Linked DNA regions of Homo sapiens: region 2 is linked to region 1. Evidence: chromatin loops called from intact Hi-C (ENCODE). Cell type or tissue: ascending aorta. All regions are shown on one strand. Links, peaks and the distances in the headings refer to the core of each region. The heading gives the core; the rest is flanking DNA. Region 1 overlaps CACNB1 (calcium voltage-gated channel auxiliary subunit beta 1). Region 2 has its middle 19 kb from the start of STAC2.

The links. Hi-C counts contacts between places; a loop is a spot of excess contacts. Peaks named below come from ENCODE experiments on the same cell type or tissue, not always from the same donor. Only the 100,000 strongest peaks of a DNase experiment are listed, where the experiment ranks them.
Region 2: a loop joins it to region 1, with 2.9 times the contacts of the local background. A loop is called at or near these places in 79 of 110 quality-filtered maps.

Annotation. Positions count from the first base shown.
Region 1 is chr17:39,191,700-39,197,063 of GRCh38, reverse strand. It overlaps CACNB1 (calcium voltage-gated channel auxiliary subunit beta 1), which reads left to right. Exons shown (of 14, transcript NM_000723.5): 2 at 2,094-2,180. Among named protein-coding and RNA genes, the nearest start is that of CACNB1, 3.3 kb to the left of the region's middle. RefSeq lists a silencer at 68-197 and an enhancer at 3,711-4,211. In ascending aorta, for the core only: a CTCF peak has its summit at 2,507 (motif pointing left); DNase peaks (open chromatin) are centred at 403, 1,052 and 2,453; H3K4me3 peaks cover 2,513 bases; H3K27ac peaks cover 3,332 bases.
Region 2 is chr17:39,241,919-39,247,282 of GRCh38, reverse strand. It overlaps the pseudogene LOC101929578. Among named protein-coding and RNA genes, the nearest start is that of STAC2, 19 kb to the right of the region's middle. RefSeq lists an enhancer at 2,355-2,929. In ascending aorta, for the core only: a CTCF peak has its summit at 2,360 (motif pointing right); a DNase peak (open chromatin) is centred at 2,362.

The DNA of each region.
Region 1 (5,364 bases), core at 212-5,211:
GAAAGCGAGCCAGGCAAGGGGGGCGACGCAGAGCACGCTCGGGGGCGCCAGGCGGGTGTGGGTGGGGCGGGGGTGGCACGAGGAGGTGGCCGAGGCGATGGTCAGAGGGCGGTGCCAAATGCCAACAGGCCTTCAAAGCCGCAGACACTGGTTCTCGAGGGTGGGGAAAGAGCCAACCCCGGTCGAGGTCCCCTCCCAGCCACCTGGGCTCCATCTCTATGTCGGACCTGCTCCCCTCCCCCCACACCCACGTTGACTTACCCCACCCCCACCCCCGCCCCAAAAACGCCTCCAAAGTTTGGAAAGTTGGATGGATGCCAACTCATAGGAGGGGGGGAAGCTGTTTTACCTGGGGGAGGGGTCTACTTCTCCATCCCCACCCGCACACTTTTCCTACACCCCTGGTTACTCCCAGGAAGTGGCATTCTTGGGCGCGGTGGGTTCTCATGGGGTGACCAGCAGGCTCTGGGATGGTCGCGCCAGGGGATTTCTTTGGGAGTGTCCTTCTCCAAGGATAGCATTAACTCTTCTGTTACTGTGGCCACCAGCTGTAACCACCATGATAATGTGACTGATGGGTATGTAGAGGGGTCAAGTCAGACCTAAAAATACCTTCCTCCACCCCAGGCCCCTTTGAGCCTGGGAGGCAGCTGACTGGGGCCTTCCTTTCAGCTGTCCCCTGTCCCTCTGAGTGCCACTCCCTTTGCCCAGCCTGGCAGTGGTGGGGGAGGGTGGTGTCTGGGATTCACTGGGTGATCCTCCTAGGTTTGTAGGGAGCATCACAACTTGAGTTGGGGTATATGTCTGGTTTGAGAGAAGGGCGGGGAGGGGAGGATCTTGGAAAGGTCCCCAGGGGCCCTCCTCTCCCATTTTCCATCCTCTTTCTTGTACCCTGATCCCAGCAGCCAAAGCCCCCAGTCTGGTCATGGCCCCTCCAGGTTCTTTGGCCAAAGAAAGTCTAGGATGGAGACCAAGGGCGGGGACTTGGAAGTCTGAGCCCTCACTCACTCTCCCCATTCTGAACTGGGCTGAGGCCAAGTGTGTGTGGGTACAAGCTGGGGAGGGCCAGAAGCAGCTCTTCTTACAAGAGGACTGGAAATACCTGACGCCCTTAACCTGAACGTGTGGCTTCCTGAATGGTCAGGCGGTATTTCCTCCACCCGGTCTCTGAGACTGAGCCAGCTTACCCCCTAGAGATCTGTGGGGCTGTGTCCTAGGCTCATGTGGTGCGGGGCCGAGGGACATTTAGATTGACGTAGCCTGATGGGTACCATGGGCATGGGGCATGGGCAGTGGCAGCTGGGGGCCACAGGGTAGAAGCTTGATCCCTCTTGCCCCCTTGGGGAGGATTGTAGCTACTGTGATTGTGAGAGAGGGAGCTGAGAAAAAGTCCTGTCTGGGCAAGGGATGAGAGTGGGGAGCAAAATTTGCCCCCATGGTGCCAGGGATCAGGCTGGATGTTTACTCTCCAAATACAGTTCCATGCCCCTACTCCCTCCCCAGAAATCTGGCTCTGAGTCTCCAAGAGAGCTGTCATCCCCTCCCTACTCTGTGAATAGCGAAGGGAAGAGTTGGGCACAGGGGAGAAGCCAGGCTGGGCCCTGGGTTGGCAGTTCCTCCTCTCTGGGGGCCACCAACACAAACAGCCCTGCTCTGCTCCTGCGGAGGGGGAGTGGGGGTGACTTTCCCGCTCTCCCCACCCAACACCCAGCACTGCCGGCTGCCTCTCCCTTCCTCGGAGGCCTCTGCAGCCTGCCCAGCATCTTAATTAGCTCTGCTGCCTAATGAGCCTCCAGCTTCTCCGCGCCTCCCCCCTTCCCAGCCTCTCTGGCTTGGTTTGGTGGTTTCCGTGTGGGTCTTCTGGGGCTCTCTTGCACTGGTCCCCACTCCTGGCTGTGCTCTGGGCCCTCTCCGTGAGGATGGGAGACCCTCCCTCCCCTTGGGTCGTACCACCTCAGGAGGAATGTGCAGGGGGGTGGAGGTGGGGCTGGGAGTGCTGTTCCCAAGCTTGGCTGTAGCTCTGGGGCTGGCAAGATGAGGGTTGGGAAAGGGCCCTTCTGATTCTACTCTTGTTCCTTTCCTGGCCTCTTCAGGGCAAATACAGCAAGAGGAAAGGGCGATTCAAACGGTCAGATGGGAGCACGTCCTCGGATACCACATCCAACAGCTTTGTCCGCCAGGTAATGGGGAGGCTGGGCGGAGAGGAGGGAGGTGGCTGGTTGGTGGAGACCAGCATTGGTGAGCCAGGTCTGCGGTATTGTCCAGGCACCCTTCCCTGTGCCATTTGTCACCTGCCTGGAGCCACCCCATCACCCTGACACCCCATGACCTCTTCTGGATGTGCTGTCAGCGGCACCCACTCGCTCAGCCCCCGCCCCTGCCCGGCCCCTCCCCCAGCACCAGGCACCCTCCCCTGCTGCCTGCTGGCCTGCGTCATCTCATTCAGGGACAGCCTGGCCTGCCTCCCTCCAGCTTGCTTCGGGCTGTCACCCACTCCCCCTGCCGGCTGTCTGCTTCCATGTCCTCCCCCAGAATCTGTGACAGGGTTGGGTGGAGGCAGGTCCTAGGAAAAGCAGAGCAAGGATGTTTGGGTCCCTGTAGTCCTGGTGAGGTCCTGGCCAGGGAAACACGCTCCTCACCTCGAGACATGACTGTCTAAGAAGCACAGAGAAAGGGTGATGGTGACGGGGGTGGGGGTGGTTGAGGCATGAGGCTGTTGATTTTATAATAGAGAAGATGATAGCCCAGCACCCCTGCCTGAAAGGGTGTAACTGAGAATAGCTTTCTGGGGTCTTCTGTGCTCAGTCAGTAAGCGGCTGCTCTCATCTGTCAACCCTGGGCCATCTTAGGCTCAGGGTGAGGGACTGAGAGAGGCATGTGGTTGCTATGACTACTTAGCATCTCACCAAAGCCTGGTACCCAAAAAAGGCGAGAGGGGCTTGGGATTAGACAAGGAAAAGGCGTGTATTGAAGAGGAAATGGGCAGGGCATTTGAGGGCAGAAGACAGCACAGAGGAGGGGTCCTCTGGAGATGAGCCCCTCCCTTCCACCTTGGGCCAGGAGCGAGGGTGATGCCAGGCAGATCCACCACTAATTAGAGTGAGGCCCTTCTTTCCGTTTCTTCTGTCTCTACAGCACTTGGCACATGTGAGCCTCAGTCTGACTTGGGAGGTTCAGGAAGGGGAGGCTTCATTCTAGCCTTTTCTAAGTATAGGAACAGACAGGAAGTCCTTTCTTCAATCACCCCCTCATCCCTCCTGTTGCAGGACATGGCCAGGGCTGGGAAGAATGACGCTGTGCTTTTATTGCCCCTCTTGGCAGAAAAGGACCTTGGCTCCTTCAGTGTTTGCCAACCCAGGGAGTCAGACCCCAGCCTCCAATTCTTCCTCCTTTTAGCTCCCCAGCTCTGATCCCCGGTAGGTGGTGGGGAGTGGTGGAGGGGGGCAGTCCTTGCCACATCTCTGAGCTAAATATACCCTAGCAGTCTGCACATGTAGCAACTCTGCTTGTAACCCGAGCCCCCAAGGGAACGGGCAGTTTGGGCCACCCCCTAGGCCAGCAGGGCCAGGCACTGAGGGTGCCGGGATGGAGGCGCCCAGCCGGACCGTGGTGGTGGTGAGCTGGGGATGGAGTGGGGTGGCAGCGGGTAGAACAGCCTCTCAGGAAAGCTGACGGAGGGCAGCCTTTACTCCAGCGTGTCTCCATGCCTCCTCACTGTTTCCTGTCTTCTGCCATTTCTGATGTGTGCGTGTGTATGCGCGTACATGTGTCTGCATATGTGTGTGTATGTGTGCGCATGCCTACATGTGTGTCTGTGTGCACCTGTGTGTCTGCATATGTGTGTGTGTCTGCCCGCACATGTGCGTCTGCATGTGTGTCTGTGTGTGTGCATGTAACTGTGTGTGTATGTGTACACGTGCGCGTGCCTGCATGTGTGTTGGGGTCAGTGAGTGTGTGCGCGCGTATGCCTGCATTTGTGTTGGGGTTGGTGAGTGTGTGTGTGCACGCGCATGCCCGCGTGTGTGTTGGGGTCGGTGAGTGCCTCTCTGCTAGTCTGTCTCCCTGTCTGTTTCCCTGGCTCTTTGACTCTGCGTGCTCCCATCAGGGGGGAGAGGGGGAGCTACGCTGGTTTTCTCTCCTTCTCTCCTTCATGCCTCTTTCCCCACTTCTGTTAGTGACCCCCGCTCCACCCCAACCCTTCCTCCGCGGGTCTCCCATTTTCATTATTTGTCTGGGAAAGAGATGGGCAGCTGCACCAGCTAATGACCTGAGGCCCCTGGGGAGAGGTGGGACTTTGTTTCTGTCTTTCCCAGGTCCCCTCCATGCCAAACTTATGGACCTTCCTGGCCAAGTGACCCTTTTCTGCCCTCAGGAAAGAACCCCTACATCCCTGCAGTCCTCCTCTTTTGCCACATAACCTCCTATGCCTTGTCCAACACCACCCCTGCATAGTCACACAAATCCACACCTCTTGCCTCCTGCCCTCACATGTCCCCCAACCTCAGGGTCACAGATGTCTGGGAGCTCCCCCCCAGTACACTCACATGTGGCTGTACACACACAGTCATATGCAGCCAACTATAGAGCACACCCTCCTCCACACACTTGTACTTGCACATCCACACACACACATGAAGAAGCACGTGCATTCCCACTACCAGGTCTGTACGGGCAACATGTGTCTTACACATATGTGTGCATCCCTAAAGGAGTCCCTTGTGCTCTGGGTTGGTCATTGTGGTCAAAGCCAGCTGTCTGGCACCCAGCAGCCCTCATTTCAGGGAAAGCCCTGTCCCATATCCTGCTCTTAACTTGCCTCTTCGGTCTGTACCAGCCTGGAACTCTTGGGTTCTCTTGTGTCCTAGGAGAGCCTGAGGACTGGGGCTGTAAGTAGTGAAGTTTGATTCTGGCAGTACCAGTTAAGAGGAGCAGGGGAGGTAGGAGTCTGTCTCCCTCTACCCTTGAACAGAAGCTGGCAAAATCTGTGGTGGCCCCATCCTGCGGAGCAGGCCGTCCACGGCTGATAGTGCAGAGAGCTCAGGCCGAAGCTGGTGGCTGCAGTCCCTGGAATGGATGCCACTGGACCTCAGCTGAGTCTATCTCAGCGGGTGCTGGGGGCAGGGGAGGGAAGGAGCAGTGGGAGTAGAGACTCGTCCCTGGCATTCCTCCCTTGCCTTGTGCCCCTATCAGGTTCCCACCCCTCCCTGGGCCCCAAGCAGCTGTCCTTGGGCCTGCCTTCATCTCCTGCTTGCTGCTGTCACCCTCACTAGGGCCACACTTTCCCCAGGGGCCTGAGAAATCTCAGCTCCTGGTCCCTTCCACCTAATACCACCTTGTCTTAGCCCTTGTGGTGTCATGCTGGGC
Region 2 (5,364 bases), core at 172-5,171, 50 kb before region 1:
GAGGTCAGGAGTTCAAGACCAGCCTGGCCAAGATGGTGAAACCCCATCTCTACTAAAAACTACAAAAATTAGCTGGGCATGGTGGCAGGCTCCTGTAATCCCAACTACTTGGGAGGCTGAGGCAGGAGAATCTCTTGAACCTGGGTGGCAGAAGTTGCAGTGAGCTGAGATCGCGCCACTGCACTCCAGCCTGGGCAACAGAGTGAGACTCCGTCTCAAAAAAAAAAAAAAAAGAAAAAAGTCTACTTCACCTCTCATCCCTCATCTTTTGGGAGGTGTCTGAGGGGAACCCCCAGTTTAAAGACAGGACACCCACATATTAGTGACTGGGACCCAAGTACATAACAAGATGATGTTCTAATCCCATATGCTAATGCAGTGACGATCAGGTGGGGTGGAGGAGTAGAACATGGTGAATAAACCCAAGGAGACATTCTGGAAGGAGAGGGACTAATCTGGTCATGGAAGGTAGGGAAATGCCAAGAAGGGCATCCTGGGTCCCAGGAATGGTGGGGTATCACCATTCCTCTTCTAGGGAGAGGTTTCATGCAGCTACACCTGAATTTCCTATGTTCTGGAGAGAGAGGCCAGAACCTCACCTGAGTCAGGGTTCTTAGGAACCTCGTTCCCTTGCCTAGAGGTCTCCTGAGCCACATACAAAGTCAGTTGGTGACAGATGGGCCTGGGCCAGGAAAACAGTCTATGTATCAGTCTTATACCTGAACTAACAGCTCCCACTTCTAGCCCCCATCCTAGGAGAGATCCCAGCCTCCTCCCAGGTCTCGAGGGAGGGAGGTCACTAAGTAGTTCTTAGGTATTTAACGAATGCTGGACACTAGGGGGAGAAAAAATGGGGAGGAAAAAACCCCACAGACATCTCTATCCCCAGAAATGGAATGAGGCAGGTGGGATGGCCACAGAAGGAGGTCACAGGAGCCTAGCTTTTCACCCCAGCCCTGCCAGCTTTGGGTTGTGACCTCAGACTGGTCACTGTCCTTCTTGGGCCTGAGTTTCTTCTGTAAAAAGAGGGAGTGGGACTAAGTGGTCTTTAAGGTGACTTCTGGCTTAAACATTGTATGAGCCGGGTGCAGTGGCTCACTCCTGTAATCCCAGCACTTTGGGAGGCCAAAGCAGGTGGATCACCTGAGGTCAGGAGTTCAAGACCAGCCTGACGAACGTGGTGAAACCCCGTCTCTACTAAAAATACAAAAAATTAGACGGGCGCGGTGGCAGGCGCCTGTAGTCCCAGCTACTCGGGAGGCTGAGGCAGGAAAATGGCGTGAACCCAGGAGGCGGAGCTTGCAGTGAGCCGAGATAGTGCCACTGCAGTCCGGCCTGGGCAAAAGACTCCGTCTCAAAAAAAAAAAAAAAAAAAAAATTGGCCAGGCATGGTGGCAGACGCCTGTAATCCCAGCTACTCAGGAGGCTGAGGCAGGATAATCACTTGAACCTGAGGCAGAGGTTGCAGTGAGCCAAGATTGCGCCATTGCATTCCAGCCTGGGCAACAAGAGTGAAACTCCATATTAAAAAAAAAATTGTATGAAACATACCTGCTAGCTAAGTTAGTAAGGGCCACTACAGTGGGAAGGGGACCCTGGTTGGCAGTGTCCAGCACCTGGCTCTAAGAGTATTGAAAAGGCGGATCCCATCAGCAGCCCCGCAGATTTGGATAAGGTCCTGGCATGTAAGCTTCAGCAGATCCAGACCTGTAGAGTCAGACAGGGCCAGACTGAGGAAAGAGGCCTGGGATCAAGGGTGGGAAGTAAGGGACACAGTCTATTAGTCTACAAATAGCCCTAGTGTGCTCAGATATGGGAGTCAGGCTTGGATTTAAATGCCAGTTCTGCCACTTGTTAGCTGTGTGTCCTTGGGCAAGTTATTTAACCTCTCTGGGCACTGTCCTCAAGGAATAGTGTATAAATTATATGGGATAATTCGTGAGACGAGAGCCTAGCACAATGCTGGGCAACTCTTAGTCCCCAGTAAATGTTAGTTGAAGGGCCCACAACAAGCCAGGACAGAGACAGGCTTCCTGCCTGTGTGTCCCACCCACTCTCAGTCCCCTACAGGTCTGGCTCCTGCCAGACACTAGCCTCACCAGTGAAGTTGGCCAGCATCCGGCAGTAGCTGGAGAACCAGTGCTGATGCAACCATTGCTGTGTCTCTGAGATGGGGGCTTTTTGGTTCAGATCCTGAGGTATAAAATGGATGGTCCAGGTAATACCAGGACCCAGGGACAGAACAAGAAAGGGAAACAGCCCCTCCCTTGGGAGGTCCCAAGTCTGAGAAGGGAGGCTCTTCCTGCCCAGTCTTATCAGGTAAGTTACAATCTATGGCCATATCACATCTGGCCACCAGGGGGCAGGGCCACTCCATTCTGGAGCTTGAGATGAAGCTGCGGAGAAGGCTTTGGGACAGTGGAGAGTGGGAAGGGGAAGGCTCACCTCAACTGGGCTACACCCCAAGGTATCCAGAGCGAATGGTGGTGAGGAACAGAGCCTATGAGGAGGAGCAAAGGTTCAAGAACTCTGCGGAGCATTACAGCCAGTCTCCCTCCACCAACACCCTTCCTCCAGGCCTGCCCTGGGACACAGAGCTTGCTCCTGTCCTCACCCCACAAATTCCCCACCAATCCCCAGCCCTGCCCTTTGCTCCATGCCTGGGCTGGGAGCTCTTTTCTTCACTCTCACCCCAAAGGGCTGACAGGAGGTGCTCATCCTGCCTCACCTTTCTGGGGACAAGAGCCTGCAGGAGTGGGGAGAGGTCAGAGCCAGAGAGCTGAGAGGTGGCCGGGGCCTTGCAGGGGACTCCGGCCATGGCGAACACTGCAGGCAAACACACAGCAAGGCTGGTCATTGCTCCCTTCTCTCCACCTGTATATTAAGAGCTGACCAGGGGCCTGACAAGTGGACTGGGTTTCCACAGGAAGGAAGAAGTTAACCACCCGGCGGGCCTGGGGCAGTGAGGAAGGGCCTTGGAGGAGCTGGCCAGGAGGAGCAGCAGGAGGAGGAGGGGGCCAGGCAGAGGGAGCACACAAGGAAGGAGGTGGCGATGGCCCGCGTAGGACAGGCAGCCTGGAGGGCGTCAGCTCCTGGAAGCTTCAACAACCACAGACAGGGCAGAGAGTGTCCTTTGCAGGAAGTGGTGGAGTCCCCAGGGGGCTGTGATGGGCTTGCAGCAGTCAGAGCCCTGGAGGCCTCCATTTCCCCATCTGTACCGTGAGGATCTTTTCTCCAACTCTCCCCTCCTGCTCTCGCCCCAACACACACACCTCCAAGAAGACAGTGCTCTCGCAGGCGGTCTGATACTTGTCCCTCTCATGCAGGGGCTGTTTCTCCATCTTCTCACGGTCCATTTTCAGTTTCCGCTCCTTTGTGCTGCAGGAGGATGATGAGGAAAGCCTCAGGCTCCTTTCTTTTCTTTTTTTTTTTTTTTTTTTTTTTGAGCTGCAGTCTCGCTCCGTTGTGCAGGTTAGAGTGCAGTGGCGCGATCTCAGCTCACCGCAACCTCCGCCTCCTGAGTTCAAGCGATTCTCCTGCCTCAGCCTCCCGAGTAGCTGGGATTACAGGCTCGTGCCACCACGCCCGGCTAATTTTTGTATTTTTAGTAGAGATGGGGTTTCACCCTATTGGCCAGGCTTGTCTCGACCTCTTGACCTTGTGATCCACCTACCTCAGCCTCCCAAAGTGCTGGGATTACAGGCGTGAGCCACCGCGCCCGGCCCAAAGACTCTTTCTTTACCTGCCTGCCTCTCTTCAGTGGCTCTGTTGGATTGGCTGTGAGACAGAGACCAAGCCCCATCCCTCTGTGTACAGAAAAGGAAACAGTCCAAGAGATGGGGCACAGCAGGCTGAGGATCCACAGCAACGTGGGGCCAGAACCCACACAGCCGGCGAGGCCAGGTGACAGCCCTGAGAGAGAGGAAAATGGGCCCCATTGCTGCCTGTACCTTAAACACCTTGATGAGGCAGCCAGCTGAGTGCAGGTGGTCTAGCGGCAGCCCCTTGTCACTGGGCCTGAAGGTGTCGATCTGGAGGCGGAAAGGGATGCCTTTCTCTCCACCTTTCTTCCGAGGTGTGAACTGAGATGGAGAAGAAACAGAGAAAACAGGGCGACTCCAGATCCACCCACATGCAAGGGAGTCCACCCAAAACCCGTTACCCGCCTGCCACCTGTCAGCCACATACTACGACAGCAACTTTCCATCCCCAACCAGTGTCCATTCTATTTTATTTTTTGAGACGGGGTCTTGCTCTGTCACCCAGGCTGGAGTGCAATGGTGTGATCTTGGCTCACTGCAACCTCCGCCTCTCAGGTTCAAGCGATTCTCTTGCCTCAGCCTCTGGAATAGCTGGGACTACCGGCGCATGCCACCATGCCCAGCTAATTTTTGTATTTTTAGTAGAGATGGGGGTTTCATCATGTTGGCCAGGCTGGTCTCAAACTCATGACCTCAAGTGATCCCCCCGCCTCGGCCTCCCAAAGTGCTGGGATTACTGTCATGAACCATAGCTCCCGGCCAAGCTTCCATTCTTTTTTTTTTGCCCAGGCTGGAGTGCAATGGCGTGATCTCGGCTCACAGCAACCTCTACCTCCCGGGTTCAAGCAATTCTCCTGCCTCAGTCTCCCGAGTAGCTGGGATTACAGGCATGTGCCACCACACCCAGCTAATTTTGTATTTTTAGTAGAGACGGTTTCTCCATGTTGGTCAGGCTGGTTCACTGCAAGCTCCGCCTCCCAAGTTCACACCATTCTCCAGCCTCGGCCTCCCAAGTAGCTGGGACTACAGGCGCCCACCACTACGCCCGGCTAATTTTTTGTATTTTTAGTAGAGACGGAGTTTCACCGTGTTAGCCAGGATGGTCTTGATCTCCTGACCTTGTGTCGTGATCCACCCGCCTCGGCCTCCCAAAGTGCTGGGATTACAGGCGTGAGCCAGCGCACCCGGCCCCAAGTTTCCATTCTTAAAGCATCACTTTACTACGTTCTTTCCCTTGGTCAAAATCCTTCAATGGCTCCCCATGGTTGTGAGACCAGAAGCAAAGTTCCTAACCCTGGTATTGGATCACCTTAAAGAGTCAAGTCAAGCATTGCTGCACGGCTGCTCTTTCTCATCCGTCAGTGAACCCACTGACCCACCCTGCCTCCCTAATCAGGACCCCAACACACCTGCAGTTTTCCCCAGAGGCCTCTACCCAGAAAGCTCCCCTACTCACATCTGAGCTAAGACATCCCCTTCAAGGGTAGTTGAGCGGCCAGATAAAATACAGGATGCCTAGTAAAGTTTGAATCTCAGATGAACAACAAATAATTTTTAGTGTAAGTGTATCTCAACTATTGCATGGAATATACTTATACTAAAA